3 separate regions of the Homo sapiens genome follow, and all the other regions are linked to region 1. The links are chromatin loops, found by intact Hi-C in ENCODE. Cell type or tissue: PC-9. All regions are shown on one strand. Links, peaks and the distances in the headings refer to the core of each region. The heading gives the core; the rest is flanking DNA.

What was found. Peaks named below come from ENCODE experiments on the same cell type or tissue, not always from the same donor. Only the 100,000 strongest peaks of a DNase experiment are listed, where the experiment ranks them.
Region 2: a loop joins it to region 1, with 6 times the contacts of the local background. A loop is called at or near these places in 2 of 110 quality-filtered maps.
Region 3: a loop joins it to region 1, with 4 times the contacts of the local background. A loop is called at or near these places in 2 of 110 quality-filtered maps.

What each region holds. Positions count from the first base shown.
Region 1 is chr11:70,480,172-70,485,686 of GRCh38, forward strand. SHANK2 (SH3 and multiple ankyrin repeat domains 2) reads right to left here. Exons shown (of 26, transcript NM_012309.5): 25 at 5,143-5,515. Among named protein-coding and RNA genes, the nearest start is that of CTTN, 84 kb to the left of the region's middle. In PC-9, for the core only: CTCF peaks have their summits at 3,014 (motif pointing left) and 3,214; DNase peaks (open chromatin) are centred at 1,630, 2,270 and 3,110; H3K4me3 peaks cover 642 bases; H3K27ac peaks cover 3,435 bases.
Region 2 is chr11:70,542,588-70,548,102 of GRCh38, forward strand. All of the region lies in intron 17 of SHANK2 (SH3 and multiple ankyrin repeat domains 2), which reads right to left. Among named protein-coding and RNA genes, the nearest start is that of SHANK2-AS1, 81 kb to the right of the region's middle. RefSeq lists enhancers at 2,147-2,981, 3,817-4,651, 5,088-5,515. In PC-9, for the core only: no CTCF peak of the experiment used is centred there; no DNase peak of the experiment used is centred there.
Region 3 is chr11:70,554,898-70,560,412 of GRCh38, forward strand. The region is part of intron 17 of SHANK2 (SH3 and multiple ankyrin repeat domains 2); the gene reads right to left. Among named protein-coding and RNA genes, the nearest start is that of SHANK2-AS1, 69 kb to the right of the region's middle. RefSeq lists enhancers at 2,418-3,148, 3,149-3,879. In PC-9, for the core only: no CTCF peak of the experiment used is centred there; a DNase peak (open chromatin) is centred at 2,184.

The DNA of each region.
Region 1 (5,515 bases), core at 381-5,380:
CCATGGTTTCATGAGCACAGAAGGCACTTTCTGGCCTCAGGGCCTTGTACTCTCTGTCCCGTGCCTGGGATGCTCCACTCCTGGTTTTCTGCAAGGTTGGCTCCTTTTTAAATTTCTGGTCATTCAAATGTCATTTCCTTGCAGAGTGTCAGTCCCTTTCTGCACATGCTCACTGTAACCTGCTAGGGCATCCTAGTCCGCCCTTTCTGCATGTGGTCAGGGTTAACCTGCTGGTGTCCCGTGGCTCTCTTCTGCACGTGGTTATTTTTACCTGCTGGTGCATCACAGCCCCTTTCTGCACTGGTCACTAACCTATTAGCATGTTGTGGCTCCTTTGTGGCATTTGTCACAGTTTGGGTTTGTCTTATTATTTGTTGTCCATTTCTCCCCTCGAGAATTTGAGCTCCCCAAAGGGAGGGGCATCTGGAATGTTTTCTTGTTCAGTGATAAATCCTGGGCACAGCATGGCACCTGGCACATAAAGGCAATCCCTAACTTTGTTGAGTGAATGATTAGTGACGGAATTGCTGCCCCATTCTGAGGGTCCAGGCATCCTTGTTGGTGTATTCCTCGTTACTCTCTAGCCTCAGCCTGGCACTAGGCTTATAGAAAGTAGCTCAGTGAACTCCTGACTGGTGAATTCAGGAGACAGTGGGGCTGGGCCATGATTCCAAGTCTGAGTGTCCAGTCAGTCTCCTAGGCCTGCACCTGAGGAGCTTCCGGCTCTGAGCTTTTGCAGCCCCAGGCTCCTGTGCTGGGACCCCCAGCGTGCAGCACTGTCAGGCCTCTGGGCTGGCAGCTGTTGTCTTGGCATTCTGCTGAGGAGGGACCACTGACTCTTCACAGAGACACACTCACTCTTCCTTCCCCAAACCAGTTTCCTTCACTTTGATCCAGTTTGAGATCAAAGATGAGACTACCTCCTGGAATAATCAGGCCAGGTGGTCCTGGAACACTTTTCTTAGAACTGACGCCTCCATTCTTGGCAGGGTGTTTTCAGATCACCCTGGGAGATGCCTCTAATATGATGTACTTTTTTCTCTTTTAACATTATGTACTAAAGAGAACTACTTCATCATCTTCCTTTCGTCGGCGTATTTGTAATTAAGACGCCTGCAAATTCCATGTCATCCTTGATTTCAGGGAAGAGCTTTGAGCATCAGAGACTCATTCACGGCTAAAGTTAAATCAAACATACCCAAGGAAAACAAGGATCTAGTTGTTTAATCTTCAGCTGCTTCCTTTGATCCCATCCTGGATTCTTGCAAGAAGTGAAAAGAAAGGAAGAATCCAAGGATGAGAGGAACTTTAAAAGGGTCAAGTTCAGCTGAGGTTTCTGCCCATTTCATGAATGAACATTTGAGGAACAGCTCTAAAAATTGTCCCTTTCTTGGGCAGTCAAAACTTGTTTCTATGGAAATGGGATTTTTACACCACTGCTTATCTGTCATTTCAAAAAGCATGGCTGGTTTTCAATTTTCCCTAGAAAAACTCATTTCTTTTTCCTCGGTAGGAATTCCCTTCATCCAATTTCGTGCCTCATTTTGCCCAGGGCCATTCACAGCTCTTAATTTTTAGATGCATTTAAAGGTGGTGGTGAGTCGCCCAGGCGGTGAACTCAGGTGAGAGTTCTTAAGGCTCCCTCTGATCCTCAGATGATCAAATGCCCAGGGCCCATCAGTGAAGACCACGCCCAGCAAAGGAGACATGCTGAGAGATAGGTCTGTGGCTGAGAGGAGACAGCCCTCACGGCAAGGGGGACAGCTCTGGTGCCCTGGCAACTCCGTCCTGGACCCCCCCCCAGTGGTGGTTCTGACTGCCCCCCACTTGTCCTTGTCAGTGTGTCCCGTGGCCGTGGCGCACCTCCATGGGGGCTTTGTCCCAAGTGCTCAGCCTGGTGAGGTTATTAGATCCGAGAAGCAAGGGCGAGGGAGAGGATTGAGCCTAGTTTAGTGCCTACAGTGAATGCTCTTCATCTTTGTCCTCTGGCCTCAGGCCATCCTGTTTCTAGTCCAACTCTGAGTGTAAAGTGTAACCCTTGGCCGGGAGCAAGAAGGGAACAGACATGGCCTCTGGGAGCTTGGCAGTGCCAGTGAACCCCTAGTGACTAAGCCTGCTGTTATCGGCCGCAGGGTGACCTCCTAGTGACTAAGCCTGCTATTAGCCTCTTGCTGACCAAAGAGCTTGGCCTAAGGACAGTCAGAGGCCTGAGAGCAGCCCCGCCCGCGGCAGTCTCAGCCTTGCAGGTGTTCGGTTTGCCAGTTGGTCATTCCTTCCAAGGCAGTCCCTGGCTCCCACAAGGTGAGGAGTCAAACCCTGAGCCAGCTCCATGGGTTGGAGGTCTAGTTCCGCGTCTTCCTGTGAAGTAGCCTCGGCTCAGTAGCTTCACCGCCCTGCCTTCTGCTTCCTTGTTCACACAGTGGGAAAAATTACAGGCCCTGGCTCAGGGGTGCCGTGGAATGTAGTGCCTGGCGTTTGGTGAATGCTTTGTGTCATAGGTGTGGGCTCCTGTTCTTACTGTAAGAGAGCCGGGCTATAAATAACAGGACAGCTGGGAGGCGGCCGTTCTTGGCACTCACGCGTGGGTCGGCGGTGGTATGCAGCTGCTCTCCTTCAGAGTACAGCAGGATTCTGCCCTATGAAGTCTGCTTTGAGCCAGCCCCCTCTCAGGGTCCCCCTGGAGAAATGCAGGGCAGAGAAACCCTAGAGACGCTGCAAGTTGGGGTCCCACTCCCCTGTGGGCACCCCAGGAGCTGGCCCAGCCTGAAGACGAGTAGAGGGGATGAGCTGTCCAGCTGCCACTCAGGGAGAGGTCTCCATGGACGGGGTCCCTGGACTCCCCGAGTGGAGTGCTCAGGGGAGCACAGCTTGGTGCAGGATGCCCTGCTGACCTGAACAGTGGATTCCTTCCTCCAGCCCTAGAGCCATTCCCTTCCAGCTCCTTCCTTACTGCAGACATTGCTTACAAGGGGAAGTGAGAGTCAGGAAACCCCAGCCTGTGTCCCAGCTCTGCCTCCTGCTGGCTGTGTATGTGGACAAGCCACTTATCCTCTGAAAAATGGGTGTGACTCATACCTGCTCCCCAGTTGTCATAAAAATTACCCACCCATGAGAAAGTGTTTTGTAAAAATGTGAAACACTAAGATAAGGCCTCTTTAATTATTGCTTCCACATAGAGTAATGACGGAAGAGCCACATTAGTATGTAATGGGGAAGGGTTAAACTAGTCAGTTTTTCAGATTTTTGGCCCAGTGCAGTGACTCATGCCTGCAATCCCAGCACTTTGGGAGGCTGAGGTGAGTGGTTCGTTTGAGCCCAGGAGTTCGAGACCAGCCTGGGACACATGGTGAGACCTCATCTCTACCAAAAAAAAAAAAAAAAAAAAAAAAAATAGCTGGGTGTGGTGGCATGCGTCTATTGTCCTAGCTACTCAGGAGGCTAGGTGAGGTGTGAGGATTGCTTAAGCCCAGGAGGTCTAGGCTGCAAGGCTGCAATGAGCCGTGATCACGTCACAGCACTCCAGCCTGAGCGGCAAAGCAACACCCTTTCTCAAAATTCCTGGAGGCTGTTGAGTGTACTTGTAGGTGTATACGTACATAATTCTTAGACTTTCTCCTTGACTGGAGGCACTGTCTGAATGTCTGCAGTGTAACTGTGCTTCTCTATACCAATGCCAGCCTATCGATACTCCTTTAGAGTAATAGATGACATCCAAGTCATTTATTTACATCCACACTGAAAAATAACTGGGAAAATTGGGGCTCTCAGTCTGCATCTTGAGCCCCAGCTGTATGTGATGTCACTGATTAATGCACTGAGTGGCTTAAATCAAATGCCTGCCCAGCAGGGGTATGGAGAGAGGCTTCATTAGTCAAAATGATGAAACCCAAGATCAAATATCAGTGGGAGAGACTGAAGATGCTGCCACCTGGGGAACAGCAAAATGGTGCACACCACAGGGAAGGAGAACCAAGAACCATAAGCCATCACGGGAGCCAATGGGGCTCCCCAAAGCCACAGACTGCTGAGCCCTGATACGGTTTGGATCTGTGTTCCCACCCAAATCTCATATGTGAAATTGTAGTCTCCAGTGTTGGAGGAGGTGCCTGGTGGGAGGTGATCAGATCATGGTGGGGGAGTTCTCATGAACGGTTTAGCACCATCTTCCCTGGCTACTGTACATAGTGAGCTCTCATGAGATCAGGTTGTTTAAATAGACTGTGGTACCTCCCCCGACTCCCTCTTGCTCCCCCTTTGGTGATCACTGAAAGTTTCTTGAGGCTTCTCCAGAAGCCAAGCAGAAGCCAACATCATGCTTCCCATATAGCCTGCAGAACTCGAGCCAATTAAACCTCATTTTTTTATAAATTACCCAGTCTCAGCTATTTCTTTATAGCAGTGCAAGAATGATCAAATATAGGCTCCTTCCAGACAGCCTCAGATAGAGCCCTCTGGTTGCGTCTAGAAATGACTCCTGACTTATTCTACGTTCAGTTCCAATGGAAATAATGTAAACCCTGCACAATACTGTGAAGGGCTGACATGGACACAGCTAGAGGCTTCTGCCCCTGGGACAGGATGGGCTGGCAGGGAAGAATGTACTGCACTTAGAGTTCACCAGTACAGCCATGACCCTGTGCCTCCCAAGCCCGCAAACCTGGTAGTGATGGGAGGGGAAGAAGAACCCACACGTGTATTCAGACACCTGCACCCACCGCCCACCCACTCGCTGCCCTCTTGGGGCAGCTAGTCTCCTGCAACCAACTCGAAGCTTGGTTTGGGCTTTGGCGAGGCTCTAAACGGCCTTCTAGGTGGTCCTGGCAGAGATCTGGAGGGCACAGAAGAGAGAGTAGAGCTTCTCTTTGGAAGCCAAGGTGAGGAGGGCTTCCAGCAACCTCATTTCATTACAAGTCTTTATGAAGGAGTGCTGTGTCCCACCAGGATGGCTGTGATCATTACTCGGCTATCCCGGAGTCCAGGAGCATGAGAAAAAGAAGTGTTACTGCATTAACAGACGTGGCCCACACAGGCTTTACGAATTCCCCTCTTCGTGTCCGCTGGGGCTGCTACCCGAGGGCCTTTCCTGGTCAGCAGGGACAGTGCACGCAGAGCGGTGTGCATGTGCACCAACCGCGGACTTACCTTGGAGCGAGGCTGGCGGACTTGGCTCCCATTGGTGAATCCAGTCCTTCCCCCGGCTTTGCCAATTTCTCTCGGTTCATTTGCTGTAGGATAGAGTTCAATTCACTAATAACGTTTGCCTTTGGGCCTGAGAGAATCGGGCTTTTGATCTCTGTGACGTCGCCCCACAACTTGGAGGTCCTTGGCTGGAGAACCTTGGCCATCCCAGGCTGGGCACTGCCCGGCGGGGGCGGGGGAGCGGGCGGGGGGATAACAAAGCTATCTACATCTTCTTCCACGAGCGCGTCTTGATAAAGTGCATTGCTTTTGTGAATGATGGGCTTCATTTTTGGCTTAGGAGGTACTGGGGGTTTGTCAACCATAAATGCTTGCC
Region 2 (5,515 bases), core at 136-5,135, 62 kb after region 1:
CCCTCACTGGGCAGGGCTCTGGGACTCTCTCCAACACCTCCACTCTAACCATCAGGTCCTTCCTGGAGCACAAACCCAACAGCCCAGGAAGGTTGGCAAACGACTCAGAAGTCATGTGGGCCTGAGTGGCTACTCCTGGAAGCTGGTTCCCAAAGAAGCATTTTCACAAGACAACCTGATCACGCAGCTTCCTGCCTGTACCCTGGCGGGGTTTCCAATGGGCCTCCTAACTCCCGGGCACCATAGCCTCAGTTTCCCCACTGCCATGAAGAGAGGCAGGAAATGTTCCCAGGGGATTTCTCTAGTATCTCAAGGGCTGACTGTCCCCCCATCTGGAGATCTCAGCAGGAAGGGGGCCCCCCCGGGACCGCTGACCAATCCCACAAATGAGAACTTGAACAGAGCAAGCAGGCGGGTAGAAGGGCAGGGGCGGCATGCGCTGGGTGAGGAGGCAGAGCCCTCAACCGGCCTGGCGTGGGGTGGCGGCTGAGCTCCCCAGGGTAACTGCATGTGCTTTTCATGGAACTGGAACTGCAGTTTGATGGCCGGGCACCTTTCAGATCAGAGGATGCTCTGTTAGAGAAAGGCACGGAGGAGCCACACACAGTCTGCGTTGTGAAATGGGTATTTGGTTTTCCTCTCCTCTACTGACACATGGCTCCTAAAATCTCAGGACCCTCCAGAGTGCTGAGTGTCTTTGTATGCTAGTGAGATGACTGGTGGCTGGGGGTCCCTAGATAGCTTCAGAATGGGGGCTGGTTACCAAAAGAACCAATCCCAAGATTAGAGGGTTGGAATTTTCCGCCCTGCCCTCCAGCCTCCAGGGAGGAGAGAGAGAGGCTGAAGGTTGAGTCGATCACCAATGGCCAATGATTGAATCAATCATGTCCGTGTAATGAAACTTCCATAAAACCCCCAAAAGGACAGGGTTTGGAGGAGTTTCTGAATAGATGAACACGTGGAGGTTCCTTGGGGGTGGCGTGCCTGGGCAGGGCATCAAAGCTGCACGCCTTCCCCTGTACCTCACCCCACACATCACTCCATTTGTAATATCCTTTATAAGAAACCGGCAAACGTATTTCCCTCCATTCTGTGAGCTGCTCTAGCAAATTAATTGAACCAGAGAAGGGCATCATGGGAACCCTGATTCATAGCTGGTCGGTCAGAGGCACAGGTCACAACCTGGGGCTTGTTCTTGGCACCTGCAAAGGACGTGGGGCCCATCTTGTGGGACTGAGCCTCACCCTATGGGATCAACACACTCTCCAGGTGAGCAGTGCAGAACTGAATTGAATTAGGGGCACCTGCTGGTGTCCGAGGGAACCGATTGCTTGCTTGCTGTGTGTGGGAACCCCACTCATCTGGCCACTGAGGGCTCTGTGTGGATTGCGTTGAGAGAGTATAGTGGGAAGAAACTGAGTTTGCTTTTTCCTATAGCCTCACAGTCCCCCCAAATTTGGCCTCAACGAGAGGCTGTTAGCAGACACGTTCCCATTTCTTAAGGCAACTTTCCAGAAGTCAGGAAACAGCCTATTTGGAAAACCCAACCCTGACCTCCCATCCTGTGCCTCTCCCTGGGGATGACAGGCCCAGTTCAAATCTCCACTCTCCACATGCAGGAGAGAGTCCTGGGGCCGCAGAACCTCTCCAGCCCCGGCCTGCCCACTCTGTGCCTCAGTGTCCTCATCTGGAAAATGGGCCAGTCCCAGCAGCTACGGGGAACATAGCTGTTGTGAAGATAAAATGAGCCCCCAAAGGTGGAGCCCCACGCGTAGGACCTTCCAGACCAGCTGTTAGCAATTGTCATTGTTTAGCCTGGGGTTTGGAGGGGGGCAAGGCTACTGCCCCTGTCTGTCCCTGTGAGACCCGGAGCAGCTGCCCGTGGGAGAGTGACTGACGGATCTCACTGTGGGCCGTGCAGTGTGTATGGTTCACCAGGGCCCAAATCCCTGCCCAGGGAGAGGCACTCAGCAGGGTCAGGAGGGGCCACCCCGCCCTCAGGTCACAGTAGACACCATCCCATCCCAACACCCCCTCCCTGGCCTGGACCAGCAGATGGACTTGGGACCAGGAGCGGGGTGGCCACCTCTGCAGGGACACAGGTCTTTCATCCGGTAGGCGACAAAAGGGGAGGCCCCTGCTGCTGCTGTGACCTGAAACCGCAGTCTCACTGCGACGACAGAGGCGAGACCTCAGCCCACCCTCAGGCTTCTGATGCCACAAAGGAGCAAATGTCACCGGGGCTGTCCTGGGCAAGGCACCGGTGTCCCCACCCACAGGTCCTTCAGGGATTGCATCCTCTGAGCCCACGTGAGCACCAAGGACACCGTCGCGGGACCACGTGGGGCTGCGGCCTCTGGGGATGGGCCAGCTGCTGTGTCTCCTGCTGGGGTGGCGGTGGACCTCGGGAGCTTCTCTCACATGCCAAGCACGGGCACAGGATGGCCTCTTGGAAGAGGATGGGCCGGTGGCAAGAGCCCAGGCCAGGGCAGGCAAGGGCCACTGGGGCCTGGGAGGGGTTGCGCTCTGATTCCCCGATCACCACCCCAGTCCTGCCGTGGGCGTCTCTTTTTGTCTGAGAATGGATGGAAGTGGCTCCTGCAGTCCCTGGGCTCGCGCTGTCTGAGCTCCTAATCCGGCTGGCCGGAGGCAGCGTCGCATTGCTAATCAGCTCCTTTGTGTGCCAGTCTCGTCTTCCTGACCAGCTCCCAGCTCCTGCCTGTCTGCAGCTCCTGCTCCAGAGACATTCACGGCCCCTGACTCACTGCAGCCTTTGCTGGCCCTGGGGTGGGGCTCCCAGGGAGGGGCTGGCCAAGCAGGGGAGTCAGGGCAGCTCTGGGAGGCCCCGAGCCACCGCACGCTCTCTCCTGGATGGCGCCCACCTCAGCGCCCACTGCAGAGCTGAGGGTCCTCACCTCGGGGTCTTGGTTTTCTCCCCTGAGAGCAGCTCAGTGACAGCACCGTCTCCCTAAGGCCACTGGGACGGGATAATTCACGCACACCCTCCGTACGGCGCCTGCACACGGTAATTGCTCATTAAACAGCTGGTGTTGTATTTTTTTCTGACACCAAATACATCATTCCAACATCAACCAATTCTCTAATCCCTGCCAGCTGGGTGTCCTACTGCTCAGTTCAATTCTGACAGTACCTCCCAGAGTCAGTGCAGACCCTGCGGGCGAAGGGCCCAGTCCCACAAGACTGCCCCAGCCTCGGAGGCCAGTTGCCAAGAAGTGGCTCCCCAGATGACCCACACTTCTGCCTGGCTGACTACGAGTCAGAGCTCCCATAACCCTTGCTCAGGTCTGATATTTGCTAGAACCATTCACAATACTCGGGAACATGCATCACTTATGGCAACCAGTTGATTATGGAGGCTGCACCTCTGAACAGCCCACAGGGAAGAGAAGCTCGGGGCAAATGGGGGGTGCAGAGCTTCCACACCCCCTTGGGTACCACCAGCTTGGAACCTCCCAAGCCTGGTTGTTTTTTATAAATTTATTTATTTAATTTTTTTTTTTTTTTTTTTTTGTAGAGATGGGGGTCACACTATGCTGCTTAGGCTGGTCTTGAACTCCTGATCTCAAGGAATCCGCCCGCCTCGGCCTCCCAAAGTGCTGGAATCACAGGTGTGAACCACTGCGCCCAGAGTTTTAATGGAGGTTTCAATACTTAGGTACAGCTGATTAATCATTGGCCAATGGCAATTGAGCTCAACCTCCAGCCCCTCTTCCTGAGCCTTCTGCACCTCTAGAATCATGTGGTTGGTTTTTCTGGTGACCAGCCCCTGCCATCCTGAAGCTATCTAGCCTCCGCCTCCCCTAAGTATCATCTCATTAACATATAAAAGACAGGAAATTCAAGAGGTTTTAAGAGTTCTGTGCCAGGAACTAGGGACAGAGACCCCAATGCATGCTTTTTTATTATTCCAAGTTGTCAAGTTGTCGAGAGTCCAGACACCTTGCCTCATTGGTCAGTCTTTCCTCAAGATCGAGACCCTCCCAGCTTCCCTGACCCTCATGCTACAGCCCAGTCCCATTGAAGCCTCCCCCTGCCGACTGGGCTGGTGTAGACCCCTGGTGGGCCTTGGTGGGAGGGTGTCCACTGCCTTGCTGGCCTTGGCAGATGCTGGGCTGCCCCAGTCCCCTCCCTGGGAACAAGGGGGAACAATGCATACACCTCCCTGCTGGCTCTGGGTGTCTCCAGCGTGTCAGGCCCTCGAGGTTCCTCCAGCTGCAGAACCTTCTGGGGGGCATCCTGCCTTGGCCAGCTCTGTGCTTGCCAAGCTATGATTAAGATTCTTTGCTTCACCAGACTCCCTGGACTTCTCCTGAGTCCATCTGTGCGCTTCCGTATCAAATCCAACTTTAGCAAGAACTCCCGACCCTGGATACCTGATCAGGCCGCTCACCTCCCACCCCCACCTGGGATGTCTGCTCACCCCAGCCTGCCTGCAGCAAGAATCCCATTAGGTCAGTTTACCCAGAATCTCCCTCACCCTTGATGCTTCCACTCAGGAATTTTCCACCCTCTCACTCCCACCCACTCCTGGGCCCTAAATCCCCACTAGCCCATGCAGTATTAGGAACTGAGTCCTATCCCGTACTAAGTCTCCTCCCTATTCAATATTCTGCTACTCCCCTACCGCAATAGTCCTGGATAAAAACTGTATTTATTAACAACTTTTTTTTGAGACAGAGTCTCGCTCTGTTGCCCAGGCTGGAGTGCAGTGGTACAATATCGGCTCACTGCAACCTCCACCTCTTGGGTTCAAGCGATTCTCCTGCCTCTGCCTTCTGAGTAGCTGGGATTACAGGCACCTGTCACCACACCTGGCTAATTTTTGTGTTTTTAGTAGAGATGCCGTTTCACCAAGTTGGCCAGGCTGGTTTCAAACTCCTGACCTTGGGTGATCCACCCACCTCACCCTCCCAAAATGTAGGGATTACACGCATGAGCCACCGCACCTGTCCTATCGCTTTAACTTCTGTTCAGCTCTAGTCACCCCACAGCCCAGCACAGAGCAGGTGCCTGTAATCCCAGCTGGACAGCGTGTCTGAGTATCAAACAGCTATTCCTCAGTCTTGAGGAAGGTACAGATCTGATTTGAAAAGAAAAGCAACTTCTCTGGGACCCCCGCTTGAATAGCTGACTTGAAAGGCTGAGCTCTTACTCTACGTAATTGTCTTCCAAGTGCAAATTAACTCTGCTAAAGGAATCCTTGGTCCCCATAACCATTTAGACACAATCGAGACAGAGAATTTCAATGTTCTTGGCAAGCCCCTGCAAGCCCGAGGCTGAGCTTCATGGCAGCAGAGTGAAGATAAGCTTGTTATCAGCTCACTGAGTTTGAACTAGAACCGGAAACATCCTGTCTCCCTGCCAGCCACACAGAATGCCCTAGAAGGCTGTGGGTGTGGCTGGCATCAGCATCCTGGCCTGGCCTGGTGCAGCCTTCTGGGCAAAGGAGGCGCTGACATATGTGGCTTGTACTGGACAGATGTGGGAGCCACTG
Region 3 (5,515 bases), core at 136-5,135, 74 kb after region 1:
TGCATTTTTTTTTTTTTTAACAAATCGAAGGCCTGCAGCCACCCCACAGAGAGTCAGCCCATCAGCACCATTTTCCCAACAGCACGTGCTCACTTTGCATCTCTGTGTCACATGTTGGATAATTCTCACAATATTCCAAACTTTCTGTCTGTTATCGTGATCTGTGATCTATACTTTTTGATGCTACTATTGGATTTTTTTGGGGGTGCCGTAAAACACACTCAAATAAGATGGTGAATTTAATCGATAAATATTGTGTGTTCTGACTGCTCCACCGACTGTCCACTCCTCCATCTCTCTCCCTCTGTGCAGGCCTCCTTACTCCCTGAGACACAACACTATTGAAATGGGGCCAGTTAAGAACTCTACAATGGCCTCTAAGTGTTCAAGTGAAAGGAAGCGTCACACATCATTCACTTTAAATCAAAAGCTAGAAACAATTAAGCTTAGTGAGGAAGGCATGTTGAAAGCTGAGACAGGCTGAAAGCTAGGCTTTTTGTGCCAAAGCTAGCCAAGTTGTGAATGTAAAGGAAAAGATCTAGAAGGAAATTAAAAGTGCTACTCTGGGCTGGGTGGGGCGGCTCACGCCTGTAATGTCAGCACTTTGGGAGGCCAAGGTGGGAGGATCACTTGAGCCCTCGAGTTTGAGACCCCATCTATATGAAAAATAACAAATAAATTAGCTGGACATGGTGGCATGTGCTTGTAGGTCGCAGCTACTCCAGAGGCTGAGGCAGTGGATCACTTCAGTGCAGGGGTTTGAGGCTGCAGTGAGCTGTGAATATGCCACTGCATTCCAGCCTGGGTGAAAGAGTGAGACCCTGTTTCAAAAGAACAACAACAACAAAAAAGCGCTACTCCAGTGAACATACAAATTATCAGAAAGTGAAGCATCCTCATTGCTGAAATGGAGAAAGTTTCAGTGGTCTGGATAGAAAATCAAGCCGGTCACAACATTCCCTTAAACCAAAGCCTAATCCACAGCAAGGCCCTAACTCTCTTCAAGTCTATGAAGGCTGAGAGAGGTGAGTAAGCTGCAGAACAAAAGTCTGAAGCTAGCAAGGGTGATTCATGAGGTTGAAGGAAAGAAGCCATATCCATAAAATAAAAGTGCGAGGTGAAACAGCAAGTGCTGATGGAGAAGCTGCAGCAAGTTCTCCAGAAGATCTAGCTGAGATCACTGATAAAGGTGGCTACACTGAACAACAGGTTTTCAATGTAGCCTGTTTAGGTTAGCTTCTTTTGCTTAATGATACGGATTTAAGTTTCCTCCATATATTTTGTGACTCAATACACCTCATTTCTTTTTTATGCCTCGATAGCCATTTCTTTTCATTGCTGAATACTTTTCCATTGTCTGAATATATCACAGTTTGTTTGACCACTCACCTACTGAAGGACATCCAGGCTACATCCAGTTTTTGGCAATAAAGCTGCTATAAGCACTTAACGTGCAGCCTGATCACATTTATTTTCTCTCTGTCTCTTTCTTTCTTTCTCTCTCTCTCTCTCTCTCTCTCTCTCTAGCTTTCCTTTATTTTTTTGTCTTGCTCTGTTGCCCAGGCTGGGTTGCCAGGATGCAGGCACAGTTCACTGTAGCCTCAAACTCCTGGGCTCAAGTGATCCTCCTGCCTTAGCCTCCTGACTAGCTGGGACTACAGGGACCCACCGCCATGCCCAGCTAATTTTTTTCTTTTTTTTTTTTTTTTCTTGAGACAGGGTCTCACTCTGTCACCCAGGCTGGAGTGCAGTGGTGTGAAATCAGCTCATTGTAGTCTCAGCCTCCCAGGATCAAGTAATTCTCCTGCCTCAGCCTCCTGAGTATCTGGGATTACAGGCATGTGCTACCACGTCCAGCTAATTTTTGTATTTTTAGTAGAGATGGGGTTTCTCCATGTTGACCAGGCTGGTCTCTAACTCCTGGCCTCAAGTGATCCGCCCGCCTTGGCCTCCTAAAGTGAGCCATCGCTCCTGGCCTCATTTTTTCTCATTTTAAATTTTTTTTGGTAGAGATGGGGTCTTGCTGTGTTGCCCAGGCTGGTCTCCAATTCCTGGGCTGAAGTGATCCTCCTGCCCTTGGCCTCCCAAGGTGCTGGGATTATAGGCATGAGTCACCACACCTAGGCGAGCCTGACTGTATTTTTACAAAGCCAGGGCCATAAATGTAGTGGCATTGCTGGTGTGACTCAGAAGGACCCAACCACTTCCATATTTCAAGTGCTCACCACATACCAGGCATTGCACTAAAAGCCTCATTCATTCATTCATTCATTCATTCATTCATTCATTCACCTCTTCACTCAATATTTACCAAGTGCCTCCTAGATGCAGGCTGTGTCCTGGGTGCTGGGAATGAAGCTATCAACTGGCCTCAGGATCTCACGAATTACAGACAAAAAGCAAGCAAGCAAACAGATGATCACATGTGAGTTCCAGGGCGGGGACTGAACCCAGGCCAGCCCACCCTGAGGCTCTTGCTGCTAACCACCACCTCCTCCTAAGAAGGGACTCACATGGAGGGCGTTCCATATGGAAGCTTCCAGACAGATGTTCTGGATGCTCAGCAGTGGGGGAGGAGCCCAGATGGAGTTGGCAGTCCTGGCTCTGAGGCTGGATGTGACCCTTGGGAGGCTCATTCCAGAGCTTGATGTCGGTCTTGCTGCTAAAGCCGGGAGCAGGGAGCAGGCTGGCAGCACCGCGGGGCCAGGGCAAGAGCTGACAGTGGGGCCTGGGGGAGCTGTGGGTGGGGGGCCCTCACAGCTGTGTCCTCCAAGATTCCCACAGTCTGGAAGGACAAGCAGAAAGCCCCCTGACCTGGGCTTTCCTGTGCAAAGGCCCAAGTGGTTCCGGAGATCCCCAGTGATCCCGAGGAGGCTGGGCCTGCACGTTTCCAACGGACAAGCGGCTTTCTTCATGCACACAGCTGCCCAGTGCATCTGAGCCCACCTGGACCCTGCAGCTGGGCTTTCTGCAGCCACAGCTCCCAGGCGTGCCGAGCCGGGGCTGAGTCACTGCTACTATTTGAACACTTTCCCCTTCAAAATGACAGTCTTTGGCAAATATGTTAAATACCAATTGAGAACAAATGCCACCAGGAACTCTGATCATCCTTCATCTGCTGAGCAAGGAAATGCCAGGGGAGAAGGGAGAGGAGGCGAGACCGTGAGGGGGCCCGGGGTCCATGCTCTCTGGCTGTTCCGTGGCAGGGGTCCAGCTGCCCACCAAGGAGGCCTGGGTCTTTCTGGGGATTCTCGGAGAGGTTCTTTCTATCTGGAGGTGTGCGAGGGGGAGCCCCCTGGCCCCCCGACTGGAGGCTCATTCACCTGCCCACTGGGGCTTCGGTAGGAGCGTCAGGCCATGGGCTTGTGGGCTTGATGTCATGTGGGGGACACCTGTACCTGCCCTCTGGACAATGCCACGGGAGCTCTCAGCAGGAAGGGAGCAGCCGGCTTCCCCCTGCGTCAGCATCGGGCTCAGCCCATTCGGCGTGCACGACCCAGCCCAGTCGTGCCTGTCACCGCCACAGAGCTGGCCTTCAAGACAGTGCCTGGACAGAGCTTCGGAGCTCAGGCTGGAGCCAGCCTGCCAGGGTTCCAAGCCTGGATCTGCCAGCTCTCACTTGGATGGTCTTAGACAAGTGGCTTACCTCTCTGTGCCTCAGTTTCCTCGTCTGTAACACAGAGGCAAGATCAGTGCTCCCCCATGGGGATGCTAGCTGGGAGGCCACGTGGGGAGGTAGTCAGTCCAGGGCCTGATGCACCTTGGGCCCCTGAGTTTTGCAGAGAGCCAGATTCTACACTTGGGCACTGGGTGAGTGAACCGAAAGAGACAGGACTGTGCACACCTGAGCGGGAGGCGACCAGAAAGACACACTGACGGCCCAGAGCGCAGGGATGAGGCAGCTACAGGAGAGCACAGGAGGGCTCCGGCTTCCTGGAGGACGTGAAAGAAAACAGCAGCACAGCTGCTGCATGGAGAGAAAGCAGCCCCCGTTGGAGTCGGCCTGCAGCGCGTCTGCACACGGAAGAGAGATGTGCTCGGGGCAATGTGCACACACACGCCTCTTAATAACGATTTCCTCATTTCGGAGACTCTTAATAACAATTTTCTCATTTCACAGACGCTATATTTTTTTTTCCAAGATGGAGACTCTTTCTGTCATCCAGGCTGGAGTGCAGTGGTGTGATCTCGGCTCACTGCAACCTCTGCCTCCAGGGTTCAAGCTATTCTCCTGCCTTAGCCTCCTGAGTCGCTGGGATTACAGGCACCTGCCACCACACCCGGCTAATTTTTTGTATTTTTAGTAGAGATGGGGTTTCACCATGTTGGCCAGGCTGGTCTTGAACTCCTGACCTCAAGTGATCCACCTGCCTCGGCCTCTCAAAGTGCTGGCATTACAGGCGTGAGCCATCACACCCGGCCCATAGACCCTATTTTTTTTAGAACACTTTTAGCTTTACCAAAAGAAACCAATGCAGAGAGCGTTCAGAGAGTTTCCACACACCACGCTTCTTTTTCTCACACAAATAGCAACACAGTTAACAGTCTGTCTGCTCCTGGCTTTTTTCACCTCAAATCACTTACTCGGGAGATCATTCCCTAGCAGGACCCCCAGAGCCGCCTCAGCTTTCTGACAGTGGCACGGCACTCCTCACACTGGGCGCTCCATAGCTTACCTGGCCCGCGCTTTCCTGGGGACACACCTGGACAAGTAGAGCTGTGGGATCCAGTCCTGTTAGCACAGAGGCTGGGCCAGAGGGCATCTGCATCGATCATTTTCATAGGAATTGATGAGCTGTCCTCCAAGGAGGACGTGCATCGTAACCTCTCCCCAAAACAGAAGACGGTGCGCCCTGCCCAGTCCCCTCCTGCCCAAATGGTAGATGATCAGACTCCAAAAAAAGAGCCCTCACACAAAACAGCCCTTTCCTCTTCCTGCCCCAGACCACCCATATTCTGGGGGGTTGCTTTATTTATTTATTTATTTATTTTGAGACAGAGTCTCACTCTGTTGCCCAGGCTGGAGCACAGTGGCGTGATCTCAGCTCACTGCAGCTTCCGCCTCCCGGGTTCAAGTGATTCTCCTGCCTCACCCTCCCAAGTAGCTGGGATTACGGGCACACACCACCACGCCAAGCTAATTTTTGGATTTTTAGTAGAGATAGGGTTTTGGCATGTTGACCAGGCTGGTCTCGAACTCCTGACCTCAAGTGACCTGCCCGCCTCAGACTCCCAAAGTGCTTGGATTACAGGCGTGAGCCACCGTGCTCGGCTTGGGGTTGTATTTCAAGTGGAGCAGAATGTCCTGGATCCTCTGGACACCCCGGTGAGTAATTCTATATACTAGCAAAAAATGATCACAAACAGAAATTCGAAAATACCTCTACCATATCTTCAAAAAATACAAACTAGGAATAAATAGAACAAAAGATGTGCCAAGACCTGTATAGCAAAAGCATTAAACATGGCTGAGAGAAATGGAAGATCTCAATAAATGGAGAGGTTTTAGATCATG